Regions from separate parts of the Homo sapiens genome. Here region 2 is linked to region 1. Evidence: chromatin contacts called from ENCODE Hi-C data. All regions are on one chromosome and are shown on one strand. The core of a region is the stretch at or near the end of the contact, and the rest is flanking DNA. Distances in the headings are between cores, read along the strand shown. Region 1 overlaps GRB10 (growth factor receptor bound protein 10). Region 2 has its middle 40 kb from the start of COBL.

Region 1 (6,169 bases), core at 1,725-4,224:
AAAAAAACATTCTAAGAAAAATAATTAAGAAACCACCTGTAAATAGTAATCAGGAACAAGTGAGTGTAGCCTCAGCAGACTGAGAGGATCCTTGTGATTTTAGCTTTGTCTAACTATGTTATGCCCAGGATATATGTTTATTTTTGTCCCATTTTATGTCATCACAAACTTTGAATATGCTTTGGATGGCGATTCTGCCCATGTGGCCTGTGGGTCCTGGGAGTCGGAGTGGAGACTTCTGAGTCTCCATAGGCACCAGCACTGATTGGAGCCCTGCCACTGCCCATTAGCATAGGCCACGACTCTTTTGCAGATGTGTCTGTACATAATGAAAAACCAAAAAACGTATATTCTTACAAATTGTTAAATTCATCAGTTTGTTGATATGTGTTTTCTCAATTACTAGAGACTGAAAATGGTGGTTCCCCTTGTCTTTTGTGAGCTGGGTAGAGAGGAGAGGATGCCATTTTCAACAAAGGTTGGGAGAAGGAAGTTTCTCTTATAAACACTGAAAGCCAAGAGTTATGACTGTGTAGCTCTTTCTAGGTACAAGGATATTTATATGCATTTGCTGGACAGACTAATTCTAGGGATTTTATTTTCTGCCTCAAATCCTGCCTGTGTGTAGGAACCCGTGAAATAAAGCATTGATTCCATTTGTATTTTTATTTGGAGTTGTGGTTAGGTGGTTTGCTTTTGTGTTTGCTGAATATCTTTAAATACCATAAATATGATAGAGAAGAATACTCTAACCATATAATACCTGGTTTTCTTATTCTACTTACTTATGTCCAAACTCTATATATGGGAAATTAAGTGCATGTGACTAGAATACATGAGAATAGAAGATAAATTGTTGTTCAGAAAGCTGTTTCAGTAGAAGGTTAAGTTATATTTGCACAAAGTTTTAATTGGTTAGAAGTTAACAGAAATTGCTTGCCAAGTGAACATGGTCTAGTGGAAAACACTTTTGCAGCCTGACCTTCACTTCTTTTCTAGATAGAAATGTGTAAGGACTTTGGCTTTTGCACATGTGTTAGAGACTTTTCATGTAAAGTGCCATTTATCTGTTTCTTAGGGACTGAATCTGCTTTGACTTAATGATATACCCCCACCCCAGCTGTTTATGACTTAACAGGGTATATCTTCCATATGAAAATGGGGGAAGGGGGTAGTGGAGAAAGCTCTGAAGGCATCGCACACTGATGGAAGCTTGTGTAGGTCTGTGAAGAAGGGATCGTAATGGACACGTCCTAAACACATGGTGCAAATAACATGTCCTTATGTTGCCAAATCATTTAGTAAAGTGAATCCAGTGTCATCTTTAATCCCTAAACAATGTAAAGAAGACACTAGATGGTGCTGTAAACTAAGAAATGTATTGGTGAAGGTGGTGAGATGGTGCTAGAAGTTAAATCCTCTGTCCCCGGAGTTTCTCTGTCCTCTTTGCCTTTTCCTAGTCAGCACACCTAGCCTGCTGCATGGAAGACATTTACTCGTGATGATTTATAAGCCCGATGCAAATGTGTTTCGCTGAGTTTATATCTATTTTAAAACTAAGCCAGCCTCAGTTTGCTAATGACAGTGAAACTAGATGAGATGTGAATTTGAGATCAGACAAGCTACTCAAATATTTGGGGCAAAGTTAATACCCAGTTTTGGACTGGGTTATTTAAAGAAGGAAAATAACTATTAATAACATGATTGACAGCCATGTTGTTTGACCTATATTTGTGCAGAAAATACATTCTTATAAATCCGTCTGAAGTGAAATTTTATATATAAAATTATTTTTTTCTTCACCTTTCACTATTCCTCCCAGTGGGGCAGCCCCATGGAAAATATTTTGGCGTCAAGTTAACATTAAATAGACAATCTGAATATTCACTGCGAGAAGCATTTGTTTACTTGTTTCTCCCACTTCTGTTACGTGGCAGAAGGCCTTTCACAAATGGGTGATTATTGATCCACTTGGATTCATGGGACCAGACAAGAATTTTGCAGTTGACCACACCCACAGAGGTGGCACACAGAGTCCTTACTGAGGTAGACCAGCTGACAGAATAAACGCCATAGGGATGCTTGTAAGAACTCAGTGTGATTTCAGTCGTATCTTAATGTAGTAATTAAAAAAAAAATGGTGTAGAATATGAAAAATTGTCTTCTTTTGAATCAAACCTTTAAAACCCCTGTTTGGAAGATTTAACTGTCGCTCTTCGTTAGAATTTAGTGAAGCTTACAAGTCAGAGAACCATAATTGATTTTATTATCTAAACAGATAAAATGCTAATGAACCCCACAGGACATTTTACAGTTGTTTCTAAAGTATGGCATTTAAAATTTCTAAAAAGTTTTATTTTTGCTGTAATGGCTCTGGAAAGTATGAAGGTTTGAAACATCCAGATAGAGTGGTTGGATTCAGTTTATGAAGATTATAACCTATTGAGTTACCAGATTGACCTGGCTTTGTTGAAAATATTCATGATTGAATGTATTAAAGTAGAAAATAGTTGTACAAATAATCCACCTCAGAGGAGAGTAAAAGCATTTTGAGGATATGTGTTGTGTTTATATTTTGGCATCTGTTACCTTATATTTACTTTGAATAATGACAGAATTACTTTGCATTTGACCTAATTGCAGAGCTATGACCCAGGAATGATCTGGTTGACTGACAGAAGGCTTAGCAGGAAAAGGACAGGAGACCCCGGGGGCTGCTTGCCTGGGGAGCACAGCCAAGGGGCTGTTAGGAATGCATAGAGAGAAATAACTGCACATGAAAATTCCCCAGAGGGAATGAAAACATGTTATTTTCCTAGAAGAGAACAGTCTCAGAGTAGGAACTGTACCACTGTTTTTATTTCCAAAGCAGGATTAAAAGCCTGGCATTGAATTGGCAGAGTGGCCCCACAGCACACGTGTATGTGTGTGCAAGTGTGTGCATGTGTGTGGACATGTTCGCACGTGTGCACGTGTGTGGCATTGAGACCAACCTGCATCACCCAAGACTGACTATACTTAACAGTGAACTTTGTGTTTTGGCCAGTATTGACTTTTAGATGGCCCACTGAGATAGAAATATTGAGCTGTTAATACGGTAAGTTAAGAGTGGCGCTCGTGCTAATTGTTTTGCAGAGCTTCAATTAAGCAGCTATTCCCTGTCAGCTAAATAGGAGTGTAGGAGATGAGTGGGTGCGTGATGCATACGTTCTAGAACTTTCCTGAAGCCCCAGATTCGTGGTCTCCACTATAACTTTTCCTCAAGATGGATGCAGCAGTCTCAATAAATACAGAACTGAGGTCTTGTCTTTGGCAGGCAGAGTTCTCTGGACTGCAATTTTCGCTCCAGCAGTTGGCAGTGAGGCTCTCCTCTCCCTGAGGCCACAAGCCTTCTGGGCCTCGGGTAGCTCAGGCAGGTACATGCCTGCCCCTCCAGGGGTCCTGATTTTTTGCCAACCAACTCTTCCCCACCCCACCTCACCCCAGCTATGAGCAAGAGTTCGCCTGCTGACTCTGAGTGTTCTTCCTTGTGATTAATTATTGATTATGCAGTAATTATTAATTATTGATTCAGCACTTTGTCCTTTTAATATCTGGCCAGGATTAATATTTGACCACTCACAACCTGAACCATGGCAACATCTCTCTTCTTCCCTCCTTCCACACAGATCCTGGGCACACAGGGCCCTGCTTGCTGCGTCTCAGCTGCTGATTTCACCCAGTCCGCATCTTCGGATCCATCTGACCCCTGTTTTTCTAAGGCAACCTTCCTCTTCCAGCCTGATGCTCCCCAGCCCCTGCCCTCTCCCCTGGCCCTGGTTTGAATGTGGCCTCTGTTCTTCCAGCAAGGGCTGTGCTGGCCAGGCCTCAGTGATCTCATCGCTGCCATTTCAGCAGCCTCCCTTCTGTCCTCACCCCTCCCTTCTATCTGTCTGTCTTCACCAGGATCTTGAGCGTGATCTGGCTAAACCCTGCTCCTACTGTCCCACCCACTCCAGAAGCCCAAGCACTACCCCCGGGGGTGACCCTGCCCACTCCATACCCCCTCTGCACTACCGTGGTTGCCCAGGACTTCCCTCCCTCATTGTTGTTGTTTTGTTTCCTTATGTCTTGTCTTGTTATGCCCTTTAGCCTTGAGAGATGAGGGGAGCCCTTTAAAACAAAGGCCTTCCTAACCAGAGGGCAGAGTGCCCCTCTGAAGCTTCTGTGAGGAGCACACACCTGGTAGGAGAGAATGAGGGATGCAAAGCTTATTTTCAATACCGCTTATGTGACCTTGGGCAGGTGATTTAATTCTTCCAGGCCTATTTCCTCAGCTGTTAAGCCAGGTTAATAACGATCACTTTTTGTTATTTTGTAAGAAATAGATGAAATAGGGCTAATAAATAACATCTTCCTGTTTACTGTGTGCCAAGCTGTGTTATAAAGCAGATAATAACTAACCTAGTCCTTACAACCCCCCCCCCCCCCCGGTGGGGTGGACACTATTGCTAAGCTCATGTTAGAGTTGAGGACTCTTAAGAAATAGGAAGCCCACGTCCTGGGCCCTGGGCCCAGAGCTACTAGGAGCAGGGCAGGGTGAGCAAGTTTGCAAGTGCCGGTCTCTGCTTTCCTTCCTACCAATGTAGCCTTTGGTAGGAAGAGGGTCTTGCTGTCTGTGACCCTGTGTGTTAAGTGGGTGTAACTTGCAGCTATTCTGGGAGCAGAAGAGAGGACGAATTATGTGAGCTTCCATCATTATTTGCCATGATGTCAAAAAGCGAAAAATCTAAAAATGCAGAAGAAAGGAGTCAATATTATTAGAATGTATTGGGTTACACGTACAAAACTCACTCAAATTAGCTTAAGCACAACAACAACAAAATTATTGTATGGATGCAAGAATGTTTTACCAATCTTCCCTGAGCAGGAGTGCAGCCAGGCCTTAGGAAGCACCGGAAGCTGCACAGCCCTAGCTCCTGGCTCCCTTTCCCCGTCCCACCCCAACCCCTCCCCATCTCCATGTGCTGGGTTGTAGCCCTAGGTCTCTGTTTCTCTGGAGAAACAGACCCATTAAATAGGCTGTATACAGAGAGAGACACATGTGTTTTAGGAATTGGCTCATGACACTGTGGAGGCTAGCAAGTCCAAAATCTGCAGGGCAGGCTGGCAGGCTGGACATCCAGGGAAGGGTTGCAGCTCAGGTCTGGAGGCAGAATTCCATCTTTCCCCTTGGAGGCCGGTCTTTTTCTTCTATTCAGGTCTTCAGGTGATGGGCTGAGGCACTCTCACATGAGAGAGAACAATCTGCTTTACTCAAAGTCTGTGGTTTAAATGTTAATTACATCTAAAAAATACTTTCACAGCATCTAGTCTAGTGTTTAGCTAAAACCTGGCACCATGGCCCAGCCAAGTTGGCACATAAAACCAACCATCACTGTCTCTGCGTGCTCATTCCTCCCTTTCTACAGTGCGTTTTCCGCCGCTCTCTCTCTCACTTACTCTCTGTGCCATTGTGGCTTCTCTCTCTGCATCTGCCCCATGCCTTCCTCTGTGAAGATGGGCTTCCTTCTGCACTCTGGCCAATCGAGAGGATGGGTGGGCACCCGAAGCCCTCAGGCATGTGTTGTAGTAGCAGCCACACACAAACCCCTGCCACAGTGTCAGCCCCTACTTAACCTTTCTGGGCTGGAACCAGTGTCAGTGTTGGGTGCTGCTCTGTTTCTGTCTCTTGTTTCACTTCTGGAATCCCAGGGAAGGGAGAGTCCTGATCCTGGGAGACACCTGTGATTCAGTCAGCTGAGTCCAGGCCAGTGGGGTCGTGCTATGCAGCTGTGGCTGTGTGCGGCCTACCGGAGGGGGTGGGGAGGAGAGAAGGGGGTGCTGAAGGGAGCTGAGCAGATGCTCTGAATGGCTTCTCCCTGGAGACAGGTAGAAATGCAGCCCAGCTCTAATGATTGAATTGTCTCTGGAATGTCAGTCATGATGAATACATGTAATATGCATGCTTCCATACAGTCATACTTGTCTTGGTGTTTCCCCTCTACCCCTTCCATAATATTTGAAAAATAGGATTGAGGTTTGGAACCTGATCACCAAGATGTACATTTGGGTTTGATTGCTCTCCATTGTTAAAGTTTCTTTTTTGCTCTTGCCTTTTTCTGTGCAGAGGATGATGTGGACCTGGAAG
Region 2 (6,169 bases), core at 1,103-3,602, 680 kb before region 1:
TGGGTGGATCACAAGGTCAGGAGTTCGAGACCAACCTGACCAACATGGTGAAACTCTGTCTCTACTAAAAATACAAATTTAGCCGGGTGTGGTGGTGTGCACCTGTAATCCCAGCTGCTCAGGAGGCTGAGGCAGGAGAATCACTTGAACCCGGAAGGTGGAGGTTGCAGTGAGCCGAGATCACGCCACTGCACTCCAGCCTGGGCTACAGAGCAAGACTCCATCAAAAAAAAACAAAAACAAACAAAAAAAAAACATCTACTGGGTAGCTTATTAACAGAAAATTGATAAGCCCTTTGCCTTTGGAGGAGGTCAAACAGATTGGTGAGATTTTGACCTCCACAATGTCAGCAGTGGCCTTTGGACTAAAAATCTTCCTGGCTGGCTGGAGTCTGTAGTTCTGTGGCAAATGCCAGCCCCATGCTCTATAGGAGTGCTCAGAGGGTGCTCCCAGAGCCTGGAGCCTGCTCCTCCAGCCCTTCCTACAGTTTCATAAGCATTCCTTCACTGTCTTCATGTCTGTTCTGTTCAAAAGCTAGACTTGTTCAGAGAAGAAACACATTCATTCAGCAAGAATTCGGCTTGCTCTCTCTCTCAACATCCATTTCAAAGATGTTGGCTTTATTCTGAATAGGAAGAGTCCTTGAAAGGCTTGGAGGAGAAAAGAGACACTACTGGTCTTATATTTTATCTTAATTTTTGTTTTCATTTTATTTTGTTTTTATTTTTATTATTTTTCTTTGAGACGGAGTTTCACTCTTGTTGCCCAGGCTGGAGTGCCATGACACCATCTCGGCTCACTGCAACCTCTGCTACTGGGGTTCAAGCGACTCTCCTGCTTCAGCCTCCTGGGTAGGTAGGATTACAGGCACCCACCACCATGCCTGGCTAATTTTGTATTTTCATATTTATTTATTTATTTTGAGACGAAATTTCGCTCTGTTGCCCAGGCTGGAGCACAGTGGAGTGATCTCATCTGACTGCAACCTCAGCCTCCCGGGTTCAAGTGATTCTTCTGCCTCAGCCTCCTGAGTAGCTGGGATTACAGGAGTGCACCACCATGCCTGGCTAATTTTTGAATTTTTAGTAGAGACGGGGTTTCACCATGTTGGTCAGGCTGGTCTCAAACTCCTGACCTCAGGTGATCCGCCCCCCTGGGCCTTCCAAAGTGCTAGGGTTACAGGCGTGAGCCACTGTGCCCGGCCTTGGACTTACATTTTAAATGAATCATTCTGCAGCCATGTGAATAGACTTATGTTTCATAAGGCTGGAATCAGGGAAGCCAGTAAGGAGGCTGTGGCCAGGATTTAGGCAAGAGATGACCATGTCTGGGATAGGCAGGATAGAATCAGTGCCTTGACAAAAGCCCAAATTCTCATATGTTTGTTTTGAAAGGACCAGAGGCTGTGACAGGCAGGGAGGACTCAAAGATGACTTCAAGGCTTTGGGTCTGAGGCCCTGGTAAAAGGGGAAGATGAGGGCAGTACTGGCGGAGTAGGTTCAGGACGAGCTAAAGCTGGAGGTGCCTAACAGGGACCCACGTGGACCTGCAGAGTAGTCGTCTGGATAAAGGCACCTGAATATCAGAAGAGAGGTCCAGATATGCTTTACATTCCCAACACAAGTGTGCATTACTTTTATATGCAGAATAAAACAATGGGATTTTTAACATAATTGAGTATCAGTAAATGTTTTGGTAGTTAAGTGTTTGTAATCATTAATCACTAGAGGGCAATATACATTAATTTTCTGCTATCTAACAGTCTCAAAAAGAGGGAATTGCTGGGAATAGTGGCTCACAACTGTCATCCCAGCACTTTGGGGGGCCAAAGCAAGGAGGGATCACGAGGTCAGGAGTTCGGGACCAGCCTGGCCAACATGGTAAAACACCGTCTCTATTAAAAAAAAAATACAAAAATTAGCCACGCATGGGGGCACAAGCCTGTAATCCCAGCTACTTGGGAGGCTGAGGCAGGAGAATTATTTGAACCCGGGGGGGGCGGAGGTTGCAGTGAGTCAAGATTGTGCCACTGCACTCCAGCCTGGGCAACAGAGCAAGACTCAGTCTCAGAAAAATAATTAATTAATTAATTAATTTAAAAAGAGGGAATTAAAGCAAGTCTGATAAAATGATGAAGAAAACCAGGGTAAAGAGTCGAGTGTTCCAGCCCAGAATGGCATTAGCTGTTTAGAGGCTGACTTTGATGATGTTGGCATCTCCACAACAGCAAGGTTTATGTCAGGCCACTGCAATTAGGGAGGCCGAAAGCTGGCACATTCAAAATGAGTGAGCAGGTCATTCTTTACTCAAGTTGGACCCACTCTTTACTTACTATATTTGCCCAAATGGCAGGCAAACTGTTCCCTCTCACTTCCGCATGACATAACATGCATATCAGTCAACACTAAGGGAACTTGGCTAAGCGTAGCTCTTTTGTCCTTGGGAAAAGGCGTGGTAAGGTCATGGCGTTCCTAAGGGACCCTGGCTCCCTTTGGTGCTCTCTTCACCTAGTTACAATTTGCTAAAGAAAACAAGCAGAGCGTACGAAGGGCAGCACATTTCCAAAGAAAGTTTCCAACCCAGAGGTCACCATGCCCAGGGAATGAGTAACCCAGTGTGGCACATTAAGGGGCAGGTTCCACCTGAGTTAGCACAGGCGGCAAAAGGGAGAAGACTCGCCATCACAGTGTGATTTAGTATGCCTGGGGGCGGGAAGAGATGAGGTTGATTTATGCAAGCCCCAGGTGGGAGCAGCATCCTGAGTAGAGAGAATGTCCAGCCTGGCCACTCAGCCCTGAGACACTGCCCTCCAGCTGCGAATAGCAGCCTGCTCAGCCCTGCTCACCAGTCTTTGTTAAGAACTACACGTCCCATGGGGGGTTACAAAACCACCAATACCTTACAGGGGTCACAAAACCGCCAATACCTTTGGACACTTTTGAAATGGAGGGAAAGGGCAAATGCAGTCTCTGAGCCTCACAGGACACCCATGCCCTCTCTCATGCCCTCTCTCAGTAACCCGGAGGAAAGTTACCTTCATGAACAAGGAAGAGGACCGAGGCATGATGCATTTCATCCAGCACATGGCTCTATGTGCCCGGATGCAGCACCTATGCTTACGTAATGAGAAAAGGTGTGAGAGGAACTTTTGTTTCATGGAGCATTGCCCAGCCCACACCACAGTCCTGTAAGTGCCCATCCTGTTTACTTTGCCATTGCTGCACTGATGGACAGCCATCTATGGAGACAAAGCCAGAGCAGGGGATGCAAAGCTGGGCTGGACCAGAAGGGTTGCCTCAGCCATCTAGAGATGGGGAGGGGACATAAATCTCTGAATCATTCTCTAGGGGGCTAAGGTCACTGATGGGAAGAGCACACAATGAGCCGCATCCAAGGGGTGGGAGGGAAACAGAAGAAGGGGTCAAGGCAGAGGCTGAGAGAGTCAAAGTGGATACATCAGGGTGGGGTGAGGAGCCCACAGAGGGGAGAGGTTTAGGTTGGAGCTACACCTCTAAATGTGTGGGGTCAGGCTGGTCCTAAGAATAGAAACAAAGCAGCTAAATAGAATCCAGCCACTAGTGGGAACAGGCATGATCCAAGGACTGAGATCTGGGAGCTTCATGCTAAAGAACTACTATGTGAATTAAATAAAGAAAATAAAGGAGTGGTCAGAGAGTGGGAAGAACAGGAAAACCTAGCTTCATAGAAGGAGGTGGAGGAGCCTGTTTCAATGAGTGGACCATTGACAATGGCCAATGCCAAAGAGAGATGAAGGAGCTTGAGAATTTAAACAGAAGGCCACTGGGCCTTATCTCATTCAAGTTTTTGTTTCACATATGAAGTTTTGGTAGAATATAGGGGCCTACATGATAGGGCTCTGAGGAGGGAAAGATCCACAGAAGAATAAATCAGTATCTATGATATGAGAGTGGGGCAGGAAAGTGCTGGGTAGAGAAAGGCAGGTCCCTGGCTAGGGCTCCACCCCCGGGCCTGTGCCCATGGACATAGGTGAGGACAGGTATTTCTGTTTTCATGCCCAAATGTTGCATTTTCCAAGACCATCTTGGCTCACCACGCCCCCAATCCTATGCCTATAAAAACCCTGAGACCCTAGTGGGAAGAGACACAAGCAGCTGGACATCGAGAGGAACACACTGGCGAAACAGCACACCGAGAGGCACCAGCAGATGCCGGCAGGTTATCGACTGCCGGGATGACACGGAGTTTGGCTGGCGTGGTCGGAGCAGAGCCCAGCCACTGGGCAGCCTGACTCTAGGGGAAAACTACCACCTTCCCATTCCATCCCCTTTCTGGCCTCTGCATCCACCTCACTGAGAGCTACCACCACTCAATAAAAAATCTTGCACTCATTCTCCAAGCCCACATGTGATCCGATTTTTCCAGTACACTAAGGCAAGAACCTGGGATACAGAAAGCCCTCTGTCCTTTCAATAAGGCAGAGGCTCTAATTGAGCTGATTAACACAAGTCCCCTATGGATGGCTAAACTGAAATAGCGCCCTGTAACACACACCCACTGGGGCCTCAGGAGCTGTAAACCTTCAACCCTACAAGCTGCCATGGGGTTGATGCTCCCCACTACCTGCCTGTCTGCATGCTCCCCCTAGAGGTTTGAGCAATGGGGCGCAGAAGAAGCGAGCCACACCCCCCAATGCAAGTTCTGCGAGGGGGATAAGGGAAACTTTGCCGTTTCATCTAGACCACAAGTTGAAACAGTTGAATAACAAAAGGAAGGAACTAAGAAGACAGATACCCAGTTGACTGAACACAGCTCTGGTAAAAATGAAGAATTATGCCTGGAGTGGAGGTGCATGGACATTTGTGTGTGGCTTCTCAAGTTTACTCTGCCATCATATCATCTCAGGGTCTTAGCTTTTCAAGTAGAAATTCAGCTCTTTCTGTGACAGACAATGATTCACATTAACTAAATTCACACAATCCAGATGTAGAAACCAAAATATTGGTTGTGATGAACATGAGTCATCAGGGAAGTGCAATTCCCATATAAACACATCAGAATGGCTAAAATGTAAAGGACTGACAATACCAAGTGTTGACAAGAATGTTGATCAAATTGATCTCTTATACTCCGCTGGTAGGAATGTAAATTGGCACATCCTCTTTGGAAAACTGTCACCAGCTTCTAACGCTAAGCATATACCTGCTCTATGATTCAGCCATTGTATTCCAAGATGTAACACTAACAACAACAAATGTTCACATTCACCAAACATACATAATAGAATGGGCATAGCAGCTTTATTCATAATGGCCAAAACTAGAATCAACCCAAATGTGAATCGTGAATACTAGATAAATTGTAAAGCATTCATGCAGTGGAATACTGCAGAGCAGTATTCCAAACAAACAGCCACTACCTGCAATACAAGTACATGGAGGAACTCACAGCAAAAATAGGCTGGGCACGGTGGCTTATGCCTGTAATCCCAGCACTTTAGGAGACCAAGGCGGGCGGATCATCTGAGGTCAGGAGTTCAAGACCAGCCTGGCTAACGTGGTGAAACCCCGTTTCTACTAAAAATGCGAAAAATTGGCTGAGCGTGGTGGCATGTGCCTGTAATCCCAGCTACTCGGGAGGCTAAGGCAGGAGAATCGCTTGAACCCGGGAGGCGGAGGTTGCAGTGAGCGGAGATCACGCCATTGCACTCTGGCTTGGGCAACAAGAGCAGAACTCTATCTTAAAAAAAAAAAAAAAAGCCACGCACAAAAGAATAAAGCGTTTCCTCTGCTGTATATGGTGATGGGGCACCAAGGGACCTTCCAGAGTGCTGAAAATGTTCTGTGTTCAGTATCTTGCCCTACAGTGTGGTAATGCAGGTATACACATTTCTAAAAACTCAAGCAGCTGTGTATTTACAAGAACTGTAAACTTGACAATATGTATAACATAATAATAAAAATTAAAAGAAAAAAGAGTTTAACTACATGGTAAATGGAAGTTGTAGAGTAAAACAAAAATTTTATTAGATGAAAAAAGTTGGTTTTACTTTTTTTTATTCTATAACTGTGCTAGATCAGAAACAGCTTCTGCCAGCAAGGGTTTCTGATGTAGTGGGAAAATTCCATGATTTATCTCCATGAGGTTCTGTTCCTGGTACCTAGAAGAGCTCCTGGAACATACTAGGCA

Evidence for each region. A loop is a pair of places that touch in the nucleus more often than their neighbours do. Pooled maps may share reads with other maps.
Region 2: a pooled map shows a loop between it and region 1 (2.2-fold over the local background). The contact joins two enhancer-like sites. A Hi-C loop is called at or near these places in 1 of 168 maps with a recorded cell type or tissue (dorsolateral prefrontal cortex) and 7 of 50 pooled maps.

What each region holds. Positions count from the first base shown.
Region 1 is chr7:50,674,638-50,680,806 of GRCh38, reverse strand. It overlaps GRB10 (growth factor receptor bound protein 10), which reads left to right. Exons shown (of 19, transcript NM_001350814.2): 6 at 6,149-6,169. Among named protein-coding and RNA genes, the nearest start is that of GRB10, 110 kb to the left of the region's middle. Within about 2 kb of position 2,974, at least 5 of the 41 ENCODE cell types and tissues checked have a DNase peak (open chromatin) inside an H3K27ac peak, as active enhancers do.
Region 2 is chr7:51,353,579-51,359,747 of GRCh38, reverse strand. No RefSeq gene overlaps it. Among named protein-coding and RNA genes, the nearest start is that of COBL, 40 kb to the right of the region's middle. RefSeq lists a silencer at 1-139. Within about 2 kb of position 2,352, at least 4 of the 41 ENCODE cell types and tissues checked have a DNase peak (open chromatin) inside an H3K27ac peak, as active enhancers do.